Linked DNA regions of Homo sapiens: region 1 is linked to region 2. Evidence: read pairs that join two places in POLR2A ChIA-PET (ENCODE). Cell type or tissue: HepG2. All regions are shown on one strand. Each heading gives the region's core, and the rest is flanking DNA. Links, peaks and the distances in the headings are about the cores only.

Region 1 (7,857 bases), core at 1,172-6,171, 150 kb before region 2:
GAAATCCCAAGGACTCGAAATGCAAGCCCCTTTCACCAGCTCACGGTGCGGACCCTGCTCCTCCTGACTGCACTGACCTGCCTCACCATGTCAGCAGACACCAACCTCAGCACAGGGTGGAGACAAGCCCTCTGCCAGCTGCAGATCCGTCCCACAGGCTCATCAGACAGGCTGGAATCCCAGCTGTGGCGTGGCCCCCACCCAGCTGACACGCAGCCCCGGGGAAGTCAGCCCTGGCAGGGCCAGCTCACAGCAACAGCCCGAACCTCTGCACTCGGCAGACTGAGTCGCGGCTACGGCAGAGCCTGCGGGAGGGCCTGTACAAGGGGCAGACCGGGGCCAACAGTGCAGCCCAGGAGGCATCTCCTTCCTTCAGACACTAAAGTCTCAGGGGCCTGGCACTCAACGGCTACAGCCTTGTTCAAGCTGCTTCAAGTGGAAGCAAAATATAAACACAACACACAGACTGTTAAATTACAGTTTAAGTGAGACTGTGTATTTGCCATTGAGGAATTACTCTTTTCAGGTGTGAAAATATTGTGGTTATATTTAAGAAAAATGATGGAGAGGCTTTACTGATGAGAACGTTCATGCTGGGTTTTTAAATGTCTGATTCTTGGTTTTCATCCTATTATAAGTATCGTAAGTCACATTTCTATACCAACCAACAAGCTTGCTTGTGGCTGTCTTCCCTAATGACTTCCCCATTCCAGTCTGGCACTCGCCTCTCCACAGACCCCCATCTTCTCTGAGGGGCAGGACCCCGCCCGCCCCACCTCTCCAGAGACCCCCAACTTCTCTGAGGGGCAGGACCCCACCCGCCTCACCTCGGAGTGGACTTTCAGGCCACTTGCTTCTCCACCCACCTTCCCATCAGCTCACAGGAAACGCCCTTTTCATCAATTGAGTCATTGTGAACATTGGGTGTAACAGGTGATTCGAGGCCACCTGTGTCTCAGTCACATTGTGTTTTCCTTACAATGGCCCCAGAAAAAAAATAAAAATAAAATGATTCCAGAGCTACAAAGCAACAAAAATGGTCTCCAAAGGCTCCTGCTAAGCGTTGGGTGTTATGAGGAGCCACGCTCACCACAGCGGAGGGCCAAGCAGCTCCAACCATGCGAGGTCCTCAACCATGCGAGGTCCTCAGTCCTGTGACCCAATAACCGTGCGGGGTCCTCAGCCCTGTGACCCAATGGCAATGGAGGAAGCCACTGATAAAAAAAAAAAGCTAAAAAGGTAACTTACTGCTCTACAGTGAAAATGGTACAACTGTGTGCGAAGAGAAGCGCTGGAAGCTATTTTGAGAATGGTGAGTGGACCTGCTGGCAACCTCCTCACAGCTCAGTCCTCAGGGCACAGAAGACAAGGACAGAAGGGCAGTCCACCTAGAGGGAGGCCCACACAGCCAGAGGATGCCTCGGTGGGCTGCACGGAAGCAAAGGCTGCGGGACCAGGCACCAGCCTGGACTCCTGGGCACAATGGGGCGGCCCAGGGCCCGGACAGGTATGGCTGCCAGAGGGTCCTGTAGGCAAACGTTCCTCAGAAAAAACACGAGGCCCCCAAAGCAGAGGAGGGATCACGTGCCAACAATAACAGCCTTTGGGAGAAGAGAAAACCAAGCGCTCACCTTGAAATAGAAAAGCCTTTATTCTATGGACCTAACGTAATTGACGCCAGCCCCAAAAGAGACATTCTAGAGTCTGGGTACTATACTATGGTGAACTAAACAGAAGAATCCCAGAACAGAACAACAAACAGGCACAAAATGAGCAAAAGGATGCATAAGAAATTCTCAGCTGTGTGCACAGGAGTAAGTTTCTAAGAGAAAGAAAAGCTTAATGGCTCTCATTCAAGTTGCCCAAATGTAAAACAGGATAAAAGGGGCGAAGCTCTGCAGACAGGAGCCACAAGAAGTTCAGGGGATGAAAAGGGCCCTGAGACCATGGGGACCCGCTGACCTGTGTGGCATCATGAAGACACTGCGTCACTCCGAGCACAGACGTCCATAAGAGATGAACGTCTTTGTTTTAAAAGAAAATTGTACAACAATTCTGTGTCTTATTTCAACTGTCTGCTGTTCTGACTTGGATGTGCAGGGGAAGGGCAAGAAGGCTGAGAACCAGCTGCCAATGTTGTGGCAAGAGGGTCTGACCCTACTGTCTGCTTCGTGTAACCGGAGCGTGTCAAGGTCAACTGCAGAGACACACGGCAAAACACAGTGGCAATGACTTTCTATCAACGTCTCCAAATCCGATTTAGTTTTAAAATTCCTCTTTCACCAAATATGGGACACACCAGCTCTACTTCCTCACCCTGCCAACCTAGATGTACACAGACCATCGCTCGTAAACTCCCTCCTCACCATGCCAAGCCTGCATTTGCCCTGGGTTTTGCTAGTTCTCCTTCTAGATAGGCGGATTTCTTCTCCTACATTTATTTCTTAGTCATAAAAACATCTTTGCTGCCTGGACCTTTCCCCAGACATTCTTTGGCAACGATCACGGCTGCTACCTACCAACTCTGCAGAGGAGCTGGCCGGGGACCCTCGGGGCAGACAAGGCCTCTGCAGGTACCGTCCCTCCCTTCACAACATCAGGGAGGAGTGTTTAAGTGCCAATAATCTAAAACAGCCCTTTCAAAATGCTGCATTTGATGGCCTAGCGCACAATTAAATGGCTCCCCGCCAATTTACAAAATGCAACAAAAACATTTCTCACTCTCATCATTCAGGCTACCTTTACTCTTCAACACAGTGTAAGATCTAAACCATTCTTTTCAAATAGTTTCTCAGGCCCAAGTTAAAGAGAAAAATTTTATTCTGTGCCTTAAATTTTATCAACTGATTATGTGAGAAAACACAGACAGCACAAATGATAACGTCTCCTTAAAAGGAAACAACAGCCCAGTGGGAAAATCAAGTGTTCCGGGATTTGTGAATTTTACGGAACTGGCGCTAACCTGAGCCTCCGTGCACACCAACGCTGCTGCCCGTGTCTGGGTCTGTGCCTGTGCCTGTGCCTGAGCCTGAGCCGTGACGGCAAGAAAGCGGGGCAGCCCTCACCGTGGCTTACCTTCCTCGCCCGCCTCCGGCCCCAGCGCAGCTCCGTCCTCTTCGAAGCCTTCCAAGCCTGGCCCCGTGGGCAGGGGCTGGCTGTGCTGCTGGCTCAGCTTGTTTCGGAGAAGGGCAATTTCCTTTTTGAGCAGCTTTGCCCGCTTGCTCCGGGAGCCGCTGGACTTCATAGCGCAGGTGAGGTCGAGCATGTCCAGCAGCTCTCTCAGCTGCTCCTCCAGGCCCAGGTGGGCTCTGTTGGCGGGGTCCAGCAACCTGTCCACTGAACCAAAGGACACATGCTGTCAGTCATCAGGTCCCACGCACCTTCTGGGAACACATCACCGGTCCCGTCTTTCAAATCACCTTCGGCCAAGGCCCTGAGAGTGGCTGTTAGCAACGAGGCCCAGGCCCTGCTCACCAGAGGCCCCTCCCCTGCACTCTGAACCCACGAGTAGCTGCTGCTACAGGAACACACTGGGATGCTCCTGATGGAGAATTTCTACTCCCATGACACTGTCAGCACAGAAGGGGCAGCGTCCAGGTAAGATCGCAACCTCTCCTGGACCAGGACCCACTGAGGCTGCCTGTGCAGACAGCCTGGCTGCCTGGGTGAGGGCACAGCACACAGACCCCAGAGAGAGGCGCACGCTCCACCAACCCAGCACAACTCAGCTGGACCTGCGCTGGCTCTGCAAACAGAGGTGACGACTGGCAAATGTGTTAAGTTAGGGCCATTGCACGTCCTAAGTGGTGTCTTAGCTGAAGTCTTCAGATGCTGATCATTGTGTGGCTTTAGTAAACGGGTTGTAAAATTCACAGATCATTCTGAATTTCAGACGTATTTACTACAAAGTCCCTAGAAACTTCGCTTTCAAAAACACCAAAATTTATAAAGCACAAATTACCTTAAATAAGTAAGAGATGGCCAAGAAAAGAAACTGCTCCTCAGAGCTATCTGAAGATAAAACCAGAGCAAGAAGGAGAGAGAAGACAAAAAAAAAAGTAAGACTGCCCAAAAACACATGAACTCTCTTCATCTAGAAACAGGTGTTTTACTGAAAGCATCTGTCTCTTTGGCTGAATAAATAAAGTAGTAGAGAGAAACAAATCAGTCCTTCAAGACTCGTATCCATAACATCACTCTGAACAAATGTCATAGATAATACTCAAAAATGTTCATACAAAAAAACATATCCTTTGAAACCCCAAGAAGAAAGCCTCGAAACGTCTGTTTCTTTCAAAACAGAGACCCACGGCCTCCAGGTCTGTGGCTCAGGCTCCAGGCAATGGGAGGTGTCGGCCGTGCTGAGAAGAGCAGCAGGTGCACCCTCAAGGCACACCATGGCCACTGGCTCACCTGTGCACTCCCAAATACTGAGAAAGAAAGAAACCAGGACTTCTCATCCTTCATTTTCTCCTTAGCAAAAAAACCCGGGTGTAGAAATTCACTTAACAACTTGCATGACCATGATCTGAAAGGCGCTGACACTCAGAGGCCTCCACACCTGCTCTGTTCGAGGGAGGTGGCATGGTGCTGGGAGCATGATGTGGGGGAGCACAGGAGCAGGGCCCTAGGGGCAAAGGAGGCTCCGGGCTGCTAAGAAGACAGGGAGTCCAAGAGTGATGCATCTTCCTGCTTTGAAGGGCAGGCAACCAGCGTACGTCCTGAGCAGCCAGCAGCGGGCACCAGGTGGGCGTCTGAGAGCTGATGGCAGGCAAGGCATCCAAGCCAGAGCGTGATGGCTGTGGGAGGCGGGGGAAGCTTTCCCACGGTCACCAGAGGCTAGAGAAGGACCTTCCAGGACAAGCATGAGCCCATGGAGCCCTGGGCTCACTCTGAGGCGGCTCAGCCCTGGCTCCTCTCAGGTCCCCAAGGGAATGTTTCGGAAAAGGATAGCTGGTCTGATCAGCCTGGAGAGCGCAGCTTCAGAGAGGGGTTAAAGCTCCACCCGGGTTCACCAAGAGCCAGCAGCACTGTTTGGAGCCTGTGTTTATTTTCTAAATTTCTCCAAGAAAAACGTGTTACTCTTAAAATCAGAAAATCAGAGACAAAGAATAAAAATATATTTCCATTGTGTTTTCTTTTTTTTTTTTTTGAGACAGTCTTGCTCTGTCGCCCAGGCTGGAGTGTAGTGGCGTAATCTCGGCTCACTGAGAGCACCGCCTCCCGGATTCACGCCATTCTCCTGCCTCAGCCTCCCGAGTAGCTAGGACTACAGGTGCCCGCCACCATGCCTGGCTAATTTTGTTTTTGTATTTTTAGTACAGACAGGGTTTCACCACATTAGCCAGGATGGTCTCGACCTCCTGACTTCGTGATCCACCCGCCTCGGCCTCTCTCTTTTTTCTTTTTTTTTTTGGAGATAGGGTCTCACTCTGTCACCCAGGCTTCAGTGCAATGGCACAATCTCCGCTCACTGCAGCCTCCACCTCCCAGGTTCAAGCGATTCTCCTGCCTCAGCCTCCGAAATAGCTGGGATTACAGGCATGCGCCACCATGCCCGGCTAATTTTTTGTGTTTGCAGTAGAAACGGGGTTTCTGCATGTTGGCCAGGCCGGTCTCAATCTCCCGACCTCAAGTGATCCACCCGCCTCGGTATCCCAAAGTGCTGGGATTACAGGCATGAGCCACAGAACCTGGCCCTATCCCCAGTCTTTAAAAGAGTACAGCCCATCCTCCAATCCTCACAGGTGCCGAGTGCTGCGGGACCCCACGGGAAGCAGGGAGCCCAGCACTGCTGCCATGAGGGGAACAGAGGGCGAAGCAACGATGGCCCAGCTTGGTTGAATCCCATGATGGCGGGAAGCGGACCCCACGATGGCGGGAACGTGGACCCCGCGATGGCGGGAACGTGGAAGAGAGGAAGAGGGCCAGGCCTCATCCCAGAAGAAGCGACCTAGCACGGGTCAGTGATTCATCAAGAGAAAGGGTAGGCCAAGAAATCAGGGATATGGGACCTTTAGACAAATAAGCCAAACACACCGTGATTTCTGCTCAGTTTGTGGCTCAGAGCTGGAGCTGAGGTGCTGGAGCTCTATGTGCTTTGACAACCCATGTGGGCAGGACACACCCTTCGACAGACAATCCCAGAGGTGCGACTAACAAGCAGGGTGCAGGGGACAGCCCCGGTTTCCGAGGACCAGTCTAGAGAAGGGTGCAGGTGACTACACATGGCTGCAACACGTGCCTGGGCAACCAAGAAGCACAAGCCCAGGCTGGAGTCCAGGTGGGCCGTGGACACACTCCCAGAGCCCTTTCTACAACATGCGCAAACCACGAAGTTAAAGGGCTGGAGGCAAAGCCAGAGATCCTCCGGCTTCACGCCACCCTCAGAAGTTAGCCGAGGCCCACTCTGGATGAAAACCCCCAACTAAGCTGCTTTCTGGGTCTGCATCGTCGAGACCGGCCACCCCATAGGGAGCCACAGCCACACAGTCCTCTTGGTGGGCACCCAAAACGCAGCCAGTCTGAAGTGACAGGTGCTGAGCGTAAAATACACATCAGATGGCAAAGAAGGTGAAAAGCTTATATATCCTCAGTAACGTTTACCGATCCCATGTTGAAATCAACTCTTCCATACACTGAGTAAAATAAGACATATTATTAAAGTAAATTCCACCTGCTTCTTTTCCATTTTTCAGTGAGGCTACTAGAAAATGTAAATGATGTATGCGGTTGCATGCTAGTGGCTCCCGGACCATGCTGATAGGGAGCTGGCAACACAGAGCAGGACAGAGTCTGCTAGAAAGAGCGTCTTCCACCTCCTCCGGACACGGCGCCAGTTCTTACCGTCTTCCCAGGAGAAAGGCCGCCGCGGTGCCGCAGCAGGCCGCTCAGGCAGGTGCATCCCCGAGGCCTCTTCCAAGCCGATGCTGTCCACCTCGCGCCGGGCCTGCCTCAGAACAACACCTCCCTGATCGCGCAGCCTCACCGCGGCTCTATAGAACACGGTGTCCCTGGCATTGTACTTCATGCAGTTATCTATAATGAGATCAAAATCCTCCTCAAACTCATGGAGGTTTTTATACCCTTGAGCTTCTAACCGTTTCCTCATTGTGGCAAAGTCCATGGGATGTTTAATGTGATCCAAATAATCTGGTACCTAATTTTAGGGAGGAAAAAGAATCATTTACAAACTAAAACAGGATATTAGTTGACTCTATATTTATTATTCCATATAACCCACAAGCCCATCCTATCTGAGAGCCACACACAGACACGCAGACGGTACAGACATAAGACCCAAGTACTGCAGGGACCTTCCCGACCCCAGCTCCTTCAGCTAAAGCACGCTGGAGGGTGCCGGGCGGATGCTGCCACAGCCCAGGGTACTGTCTGCACAGGGCCTCTTGCCCACTGCACTTTCAGTATTTTACAATGAAATGTATCACTTTTATAATTTAAAAACAAATACGTTAAATAAAAACGAGAATTAAGAACACAAGGGATGTACTCTAGCCAATCACACGTTTCCCGGTCAAACGGCAGCACAAATCCACAGTCACACATGCGGCAGGACAGACGAGCGCCGCAAACACCCACCTCCTTCAGACTCACGGGCTGCGCAAATATCCTGGCGGGGTCCTTGTCTTGCAGCTGGTCCAGCACTGAGCGCAGCAGCACCGTCAGCGGGGTCAGCCGCAGCTCCATGGCGACCTGCTCCACCTTCACCTGGGGGGGCCCAGCAGAGCCTCAGCTTTAGGGAGCCGCACATGCGTCTCAGCCCCACCACGCGCCCCACAGCCACAAGCAGCCCCCACAGGCTCCTGTGCTTCCGTCCAGGCATAGGACAACGCAGCC
Region 2 (7,857 bases), core at 1,598-6,597:
TCGCTGCTCACCAGCCCCCCCCAGGAAACTCCGCCCCTTTACAGTATTGCTGCTCACCAGCCCCCCAGGAAACTCCGCCCCTTTACAGTGTCGCTGCTCACCAGCCCCCCCAGGAAACTCCGCCCCTTTACAGTGTTGCTGCTCACCAGTCCCCCCCAGGAAACTCCGCCCCTTTACAGTGTCGCTGCTCACCAGCCCCCCAGGAAACTCCGCCCCTTTACAGTGTCACTGCTCACCAGCCCCCCAGGAAACTCCGCCCCTTTTGGGGCCAGAGATGCTGTGAGAAGTGGCCTTTTATTATATAAAACTGTTTTATGCAGAATTTAAGATGTACATGTGACCCCTGAGATTAAACCACAGCCCCAAACAGCTCCCTGATTTTAGCCTTGTAGGAGACCCTGGGGCAGAGGGAAACTGCTAAACCAGACTTGGATTCCAGACCCACCTGGAAGTCATAAATGTGTGTTGTTTTAAGCCACTATAATTTGGAGTCGTTTGTGACACAGCAGAGCAACAGATTACCATCATGGTGTTGAAGGTAGAGCCAGCTGGGCTTGCTGGCTGACTCCAGGGCATTGGAGGACGCCAGAGCATTGACCTGAGCCCCTGGCAGGTGTGGCTGGCAGCATTGGGACAAGGACAACGAAGGCTGCAAGTCAAGAACTCTGCGCTGGGGCCAGGCGGCGGCTCACACCTGCAATCCCAGCACTGTGGGAGGCTGAGCCTGATGGATCACCTGAGGTCAGGTTTGAGTTCAGCCTGCCCAACATGGTGAAACCCCGTCTCTACTAAAAATACAAAAATTAGCCAGGCATTGTGGTGCATTCCTGTAATCCCAGCTACTCAGGAGGCTGAGGCAGGAGAATCACTTGAACCCGGGAGGTGGAGGTTGCAGTGAGCTGAGATCACACCACTGCACTCCAGCCTGGGCAAAAGAGTGAGACTCCATCACAAAAAAAAAAAGACTTTGGATAAATATGTGTTGTCCAACAACTTTGGATAACAGAAAACACCACAACAAGTTGAGAAATGGATTACAGAAAAAAGAACGAGCTTCGTACGTTAGCACCTATAATATCATTTCATCCTGCATTTTGAACAATGAACCCTGAATTCTCATGTGCGCTGGGCTCTGCAAATCATGTGGCTGCTCCCCATAGTCAGGAAGGAGAGTGGGACTCAGGGGAGGAGGCAGGATGAGCTGAGACCCAGGCTGCCTGTCCCTACCACTGACCAGGACAGCGTTCCAGCCTCCCCGTCTGCTCAGAATCTGCCCTGACCTGCTCCACACCCCCGCAGGCCCGCAGGGGAGGGCAGAACTAGAAGGGACCAGCGCATAGGGACCTGGGGGTGCTGGCACTGAGGTCTCTGGGCCTGGGATGCTGACCTTCCCGGAGCCCTGAGCTGGGCCAGGACGAGGTCTTCCCATCAGACTTGCCGCTGGCTAGGTGACCGGCCTGTCTCACAGATGAAAATATATTCTGAGGCCCAAAGGGGGCCCAGACCCTGACTTTGTGGCCCAGAGCCAGGTTCTCCCCATAACCAGCAGGCTTCTTTACCCACAGGCCACTGTCCACCCAAGCCCCGCAGGCAGGAACCCTTGGTATTGGGTGGCCCTGAGCTTGGGATTTGCCGCTGGCTGTGTGGCCCTTCGGAGCCAGTCCGGCACACCCGCAGGCACACACACATGCGCACTCGCATACAGCCACAGATTACACAGGCACCAGCTTCCCGGGAATCCATTTGTCATGCAAATGCCCCTCCTGGGGCCCCTTGCCTCCCCAGAGCTGTGTCTGTCCAGGGTGGGGCCCAGGTCCGTGGAGTCCTGCAGTTTCCTGGCCACAGCTATTGGCAACTGAGGGATGTCTCTCCAAAGAGGACCCAGATCCACGTCCAGGCTTGCCTGGGACCCGATCCCTGCCCAGTGCGGGGGCTGCAGCCTCAAGGCCCAGTCTGGCCACCGCCAAGTCCACTGGGAGCCAAGTGTGGGTTCATTCCCTCGTGGCTTCTGGTGCACCAGTGGGGTGGGGGGCCAGGCCTCTTTCCCTCCTTGGCTGCCTCAAAGCAAGAGGGAGGGACTCTCAGCCCTGTGCCCACCGACAGGCCCAGTCTCCATTCCTCCTAAAGCCCCTCTATGGCCCCCCAGCCCTTGGAGCTGAGCTTGTGAGAGCCGTCCCCTACAGGGTGGGCTCGGGAGGCAGAGCTGTGAGCCTGCTCCCCGCCCACCCAGAGCCCAGCTGGGGCAGACCCAGGCATCCAGGCCGGCAGGGTGAGCCTGTGCCCAGGTTGGGCAGCCCCCTATGCTGGGGGTGGCCAGGCTCTGGGCCTAAGTGCTGCCGGGAGACAGGGTGGCTGGGCTCTGGGATGCTGGCTGAGGGACACAGGCTCCCTCCTGTCCTCCGGGGCCAGTGGACCCTGGGGCAGCCCCCATGCCTGCTGTCCTGTCCCCACACAGCCTGTGAAGCAGGCTCCAGGCACACATGGGGGCCACGGGGGCAGGTGGTCCAGACGGCTCTCAAGGCAAAGCTGGGAACACTGTCCCATCCCTCTGGAACCCGCCCTGGTGAGGGGTGCAGGGGCCCTCAGTGGCCACCTTATAGGACCGGGCACCGGGCACTTCATGAGGCTGTCTGCTCGGCCACAGCAGCCCTGCTGATGGAAGCCAGCCCTGGGCCCACTGCAGCTGAGCCACCCAGGGGCCTGGCCACCCAGAGCTTCCCTGATAGGCTGCGCTGTGCCCGGAGCCCCCCAGTGACTGTCTCCTGCCCAGCCAGGTCCCAGACCCAGGGCAGCCTGCAGGACCCCAGGCCTCCACTCCCGCCACCTGAGTGTCTGTTCTGCATCTGCCCCGCCCCTGCCTACTGGCAGCCGCAGCCCTGGGCGGGCCTCAGCCGTCGGCTTTCTCAGGGTGTCTGGGTTGGGGCGGGCAGAGCTGCCCTCTGGGGGTTCCCGTGGTCCCCTAGAGGGTGGGCTCAGCGGCATCAGCTGCCAGAGAGGCTGACCGGCCCTCATGGCTCTTGACGGTATGTGCAAGAGTTTGCCTGGCGTGGTGGGGGGTGTTGCTGGCCAGGAACTTTCTTGCCATCGTCTTTCTTGGTGTCTGTCTCCCCTGGGTTCTCTGGACCCTGTCAAGCCTGTATGCTGAGGGTATGCTGTTACCAGGTGGCAAGGTGTCTCAGGCACTCCTTCAGGGTGAGCAGTCAGCTCCTGCTGCTGCCAGGGCAGAGGTGCAGAGAGCGGGGAGCAGCTGGTGGTGCCGGAACCCACAGCAAACCCCCCGCCCTCCAGCCCTGCCCCTGACACACCCCCGATGGCCTGGCGGAGCATCCCACCAGCCCAGCAAGAGGGCTCCTCTCCTCACCTGCCCAGGTCCCCTGGGGGAGGGGCCGTCCCTGTCCCCGCTGTCCCCCAGCCCTGGCCAGGGCTGTCCTCAGGGTGGGGAAGGCAGGCCCCCGCCACCCTCTCAGGGCCTCAGGCCTGGGGCAGGCCAGAGGGCTGGGTGAGGAGCCCTAGCAGGGCCCACCTGCAACTCCCACTGGCGCCCCAGAGAGACTCCGCACCTAGGAAGGGCCTCGGCAGGGACCAGAGCCAAGCCCTGCCCGCTTGGCCTCTGCCCCAACCCAGATGTACTGAGAAAGCCCAGGGCTGAGGCCCGTCTAGGGCTGCACCCGCCTGTGGACAAGGGCGGGGCAGATGCAGGACAGGCACTCAGGTGGTGGGAGTGGAGGCCTGGAGTCCTGCAGGCTGTCCTGGGCCTGGGGCGTGGCTGGGCAGGAGAGGAGTCGCCAGCAGGGCCGGGCAGAGTAAGCCGCTCTCCCTGACGGGGCTCCTTGGGTGGACTTGGTGGGGTTGCCAAGGGGGTGGCCAGGGCACGAGTGCCACACCCAGGCTGCAGCAGGGACAGCTCCACATGGAGGCCCATGGGCACTGGAACCCCTGGGCGCGTGCCCTGGCCTCGCAGCCACCCTCCCGGCTGGCCCCCACACCACGGCCGCGTCCCAGGACACGGTGTGCAGCTGGGAACAGGGCGTGTATTTGCTTAGGGCGCCCAGGAGCTGCGGCCTGTAGGACAAGGGCCCATTGTGTGCCCAGCTGCCCCACCCCCGGGCCTCTCCACGCCCCTCGAACCCCGTCCACACGGCCCCCCACACATGACACCCTCCGCCAACCCTGCTACCCAGCCCTCTTGGCCTGTGCCCCCACCCTGCTCCTCCACCATCGCCCCTGCCTGCGTCCCCGCAGCCAGTCCTCCATGTTTCCTCACTTCCCACCCTGACACCCCTCCACCCACCAGGACCCAGGTTCTCCGAGCAGAGGATCAGATTTCCGGCATTGCTGCCCGGGCTCCACGCATCCGGGCCTCGCTCACGGGTCTCTCTATACACGGGTCTCCACTATACAGAAGGCCGATCAGTGGCCCCTGCCCCTGGAGCAGAGCCCCTCAACCGGCAGGGACACAGGCTTCCCACTGGAGGGGCCCTGGGGAGAAGTCCTTGGCTGGAGAGGGGGGTGGGCCGTCAGAAACTCCCCAGGCGGGTCCAGCATGCTGGGGGGCAGCACAGGCCCAGGGCTGGGACCCTCTGCAGTGTGGGTCTCGCAGTGTCCCCCCGCTGGCCAGAGGTGAGGCCTCAGGTGTGGCGGGCACAGGCCATGAGAGCCGCACCTGCCCGAGGGCCCTGGCTGTTGGACTTTCCACTCTAGAGGGGCTCAGGGGAGGCTCTGACACCAAGGGAGCTGGACCTCCTGCACCGTCCTGGGGACCCAGGCCCTCAGGTCCGCCAGACAAGCCCGGCACAGCCACTGCAGGGCCTCATGTCAGGCACACCCCTCCCGCCCTGCAGTAGCACAGGGGGATTGGGGTCACCATCAACCACGGGGAAGCACAGAGGGGTGGGGGGATGTGGGGGACAGGGGGGTATAGCGGGGGGAGGCGGGCATGGGGCCTGGGCCAGGCTGTGTTATGGGGGAGCCGGTGCAGGGGGTGGGGCCTGGGCCAGGCTGTGTTGTTGGGGGTAGTAGGGGTGGGGCCTGGGCCGGGCTGTGTTTGGGGCTGTGGTGCCTGGGCAGGGCTGTGTTATAGGGGGGTGGGGGGGTGGGGGGCCTGAGTGGGGCTGTGTTTGTTGGCGCAGGGGGGTGTGGGGCCTGGGCTGGGCTGTGTTGTCAAGGGTACACTGGCTGATGAGGGAATTCTCTACCCAGCTAAGCAAGTAACTAGAAGGACCGGGCCCAGCCGCCTGCTGGAGCTGCCGGGGGTCCAGGGGCAGCCGCCCTGCCAGGCCTACTCTACGGCAACACGGAGCGTTTGCAGCAGCTTCTCCCAGGCCCTGTGGGCCGAGGGCTCAGGAGTCCAGGGCAGCGCAGGACGGGCACAGCTGGGGGCCCCTCATAGCCAGAAGGGCCCCTGGTGAGGCCAGGCAGAGGGCGGCTGCCTTTCCACAGTCCATTCGCCCACTCAGCCACATTTGGGGGTCTCTGCCCACCGGGCTCCACCCTCCTCCCACTCCCCACCCCAGCTATGACATCTTCTCGTGCCAGCCTCACAGGGGCCTTAGACTGGACGGCAGCGTTTGGCTCGCAAATGAGGAACCGAGGCTGGAGGTTACCGGGACAGGGGCGGGGAGGCTGGTGGGGGCTGAGGAAGGGTGTTGGGAGGCTAAGGTGGTGCAGAGGAAGGGGGTGGAAAGGCTAGTGGGGGACTGAGGATGGGGGCGTGGAGTCTGGGAGGCTGAGGCCAGGGGCGGAGATCTGGAGGGCTGAGGATGGGGGAAGGGAGCTGGGAGGCTGGCTGACTGAGGACGGGGGCGGGGAGGCTGGGGGGCTGAGGACAGCTTCCCGGCAGGCCTGGCTGCGTGGGCCCCTCCTCAGGCCCAGGGCCGGCCAGGTAAAACCAGCCTGACCGGGTGCTGCGTGTGAGCCTGCGTCTGTCTGCCTACTTGTCATGTGTGCTGTGGACCGCGGCCAGGAGGAGCTGCGTGCGTCACAGCAGTGCCCTGTGGCAGGAGGTTGGGCGGGGGCCACCTGCGCGAGGCCCACCTGCCCAGCCAGGGCGGGGAGCAGGTACCAGCAGCCAAGATTTCAGGGCTGGGCCCCAGGGGAGGGCAGGGCCAAGGCCCAGGCAGAGCCCCTCCACCTGTCTTCACAGGCCAGGATGCAGAGACGGGTATCTGGGCATCGAGTGGAGACCGAGAGAGGCAGGGAGGTCACCAGGCCCCATCAGGAGGCCAAATTTGGCCTGGGGCCTGGCCCTGAGTGGGCTAAGACTCAACTCCATACCTCCCACCCCTGGCTGTGCCCACCCACCTCAGCCCAAGGGTAGCTGACCAGTGCCCTCCAGAGCCCTGAAACCCTGGGGCAGGGCCAGTTGGAAGGGCCACCAACTCCCGCACACCTGTGGCTGGTTTCTGCCCAGATCTCACTGGAGGGATCCACGCCCAGGCAGGCTGCTGAGTCGCCTCTGCTGGGAGCTCAGGACCCAGGTGGGATTTCAGGACCGCAGGCCCTCCACTGAGGCCCGTGTGCCCCCACTCAGCCCAGCCCACCTCCCTCCCACCCACATCCTTCCAAGACTCAGCTCCTCCCAGTGCCCTAGGCCTGGCCAGTGGTAATGCTGAGGTGTGACCACAAGGCCCATTTCACAGCTAGGAAGGTGGGCTCAGGGTGGAGGCCCCACCGGGCCACAGACTCCATCGAGGTGCCTCTGATCTTGGGGCTAAGTCAGTGACCAGGAAAGAGAGGCCGCCCGACTGAGGTGTAAGGAGTGCCTGGGCCCCAGCAACTGTAGCCCTCACTCCTGCCACCGGCAGCCCGGCCTCAGCAGAGCTGACACAGAAGAGTGGGTTGCAGGCTGAGCTGGTCCTCCGGGGCCCAAACCAGGCCTGGCACCCACGACCCTGAAGAGTGGGACCCCAACCACCCCGACACCTAGTCGGGGCAGGGCAGCAGGGACGGGAGGGAGCTCTGGGCCACCGAAGGGGCCAGGGCGCTGGATGGGGAATTTCCTGGAGGTGGAGGAGCCCAGCAAGGGTAAAAGTGCAGAATTCTTTCCATTCTTTGCATTTCTCTGAGATGATTCTGCAGAGTGTGTTGCCTGGAAGACCCGTGGTGTCTGTGTGTGTGTGTGTGTGTGCACGCGTGTGGTGCGTGTGCATGTGTGAACATGTGTGTGGTGTGTGTGCACGTGTGTGGTGTGTACTTGTGTGTGGTTGTGTGTGTGTGTGCACGCAGCCTGCCCCTGGTGCCTCATCCCCCCCTTCCCCCTGGGAGCGGCCCCGCTGTGCTGGCAGTTCGGCCCCCACAGGTCTGCACTGGTGAACCCTCATGGTCCCTCAGGGAGCCCGGGAGAGGTGAGGAGGACCTGGATAGGGCCCAGGCCCAGATGCCTGCAGGGGAGAAAGCTCCACACAAGGGGTTTGTGAGGCCTTGCCCCAGCCCCAACGAGATTCAGGTGCCCAGCTGTGGGATATGGGGACAGGCAGGTGACGGCCCGGCTCTCAGGCTCCCCATCTGGACGATGGATGGACACGCGTAAGCAAGACCCTGAGGCCCTGTCCCTCAGCTTCCCCAGGCAGGGCCGAAGTGCCCTCCTCCTGAGGGCTGGGAGGCCACAGCGCCCAGTGGGAGGAGGGGGCTGGGCACAGTGGGGCTGGCTCCAGAGCAGAGGGAAGGAGCCGCGGGAGCTACACCCCCTGGCGAGGGGTGGTGTGAAGGTGCCTTTGGAGGCACCTGCCTGGCACGTATGGCTGGCTGCATGCACACACCCCCACGCTCACCTGGGACAGGTGTGCACACAAGCACTTGCTCCCTGAGCCCCGACCTAGACTGACCCTCTGCCGGGACTGCCCGGATGCCCTCCAGGCC

The links. ChIA-PET counts read pairs that join two places held together with the same protein. Peaks named below come from ENCODE experiments on the same cell type or tissue, not always from the same donor. Only the 100,000 strongest peaks of a DNase experiment are listed, where the experiment ranks them.
Region 1: POLR2A ChIA-PET joins it to region 2 with 5 read pairs; 4 of 35 experiments call an interaction of 5 or more read pairs at or near these places.

What each region holds. Positions count from the first base shown.
Region 1 is chr22:49,790,959-49,798,815 of GRCh38, forward strand. It overlaps BRD1 (bromodomain containing 1), which reads right to left. Exons shown (of 13, transcript NM_001304808.3): 5 at 7,600-7,728; 6 at 6,847-7,159; 7 at 3,076-3,336. Among named protein-coding and RNA genes, the nearest start is that of BRD1, 33 kb to the right of the region's middle. In HepG2, for the core only: no CTCF peak of the experiment used is centred there; no DNase peak of the experiment used is centred there.
Region 2 is chr22:49,945,479-49,953,335 of GRCh38, forward strand. No RefSeq gene overlaps it. Among named protein-coding and RNA genes, the nearest start is that of PIM3, 11 kb to the right of the region's middle. RefSeq lists enhancers at 1,343-1,930, 4,863-5,450, 5,451-6,036, 7,797-7,857. In HepG2, for the core only: no CTCF peak of the experiment used is centred there; DNase peaks (open chromatin) are centred at 1,723, 3,713 and 4,043; H3K4me3 peaks cover 4,098 bases.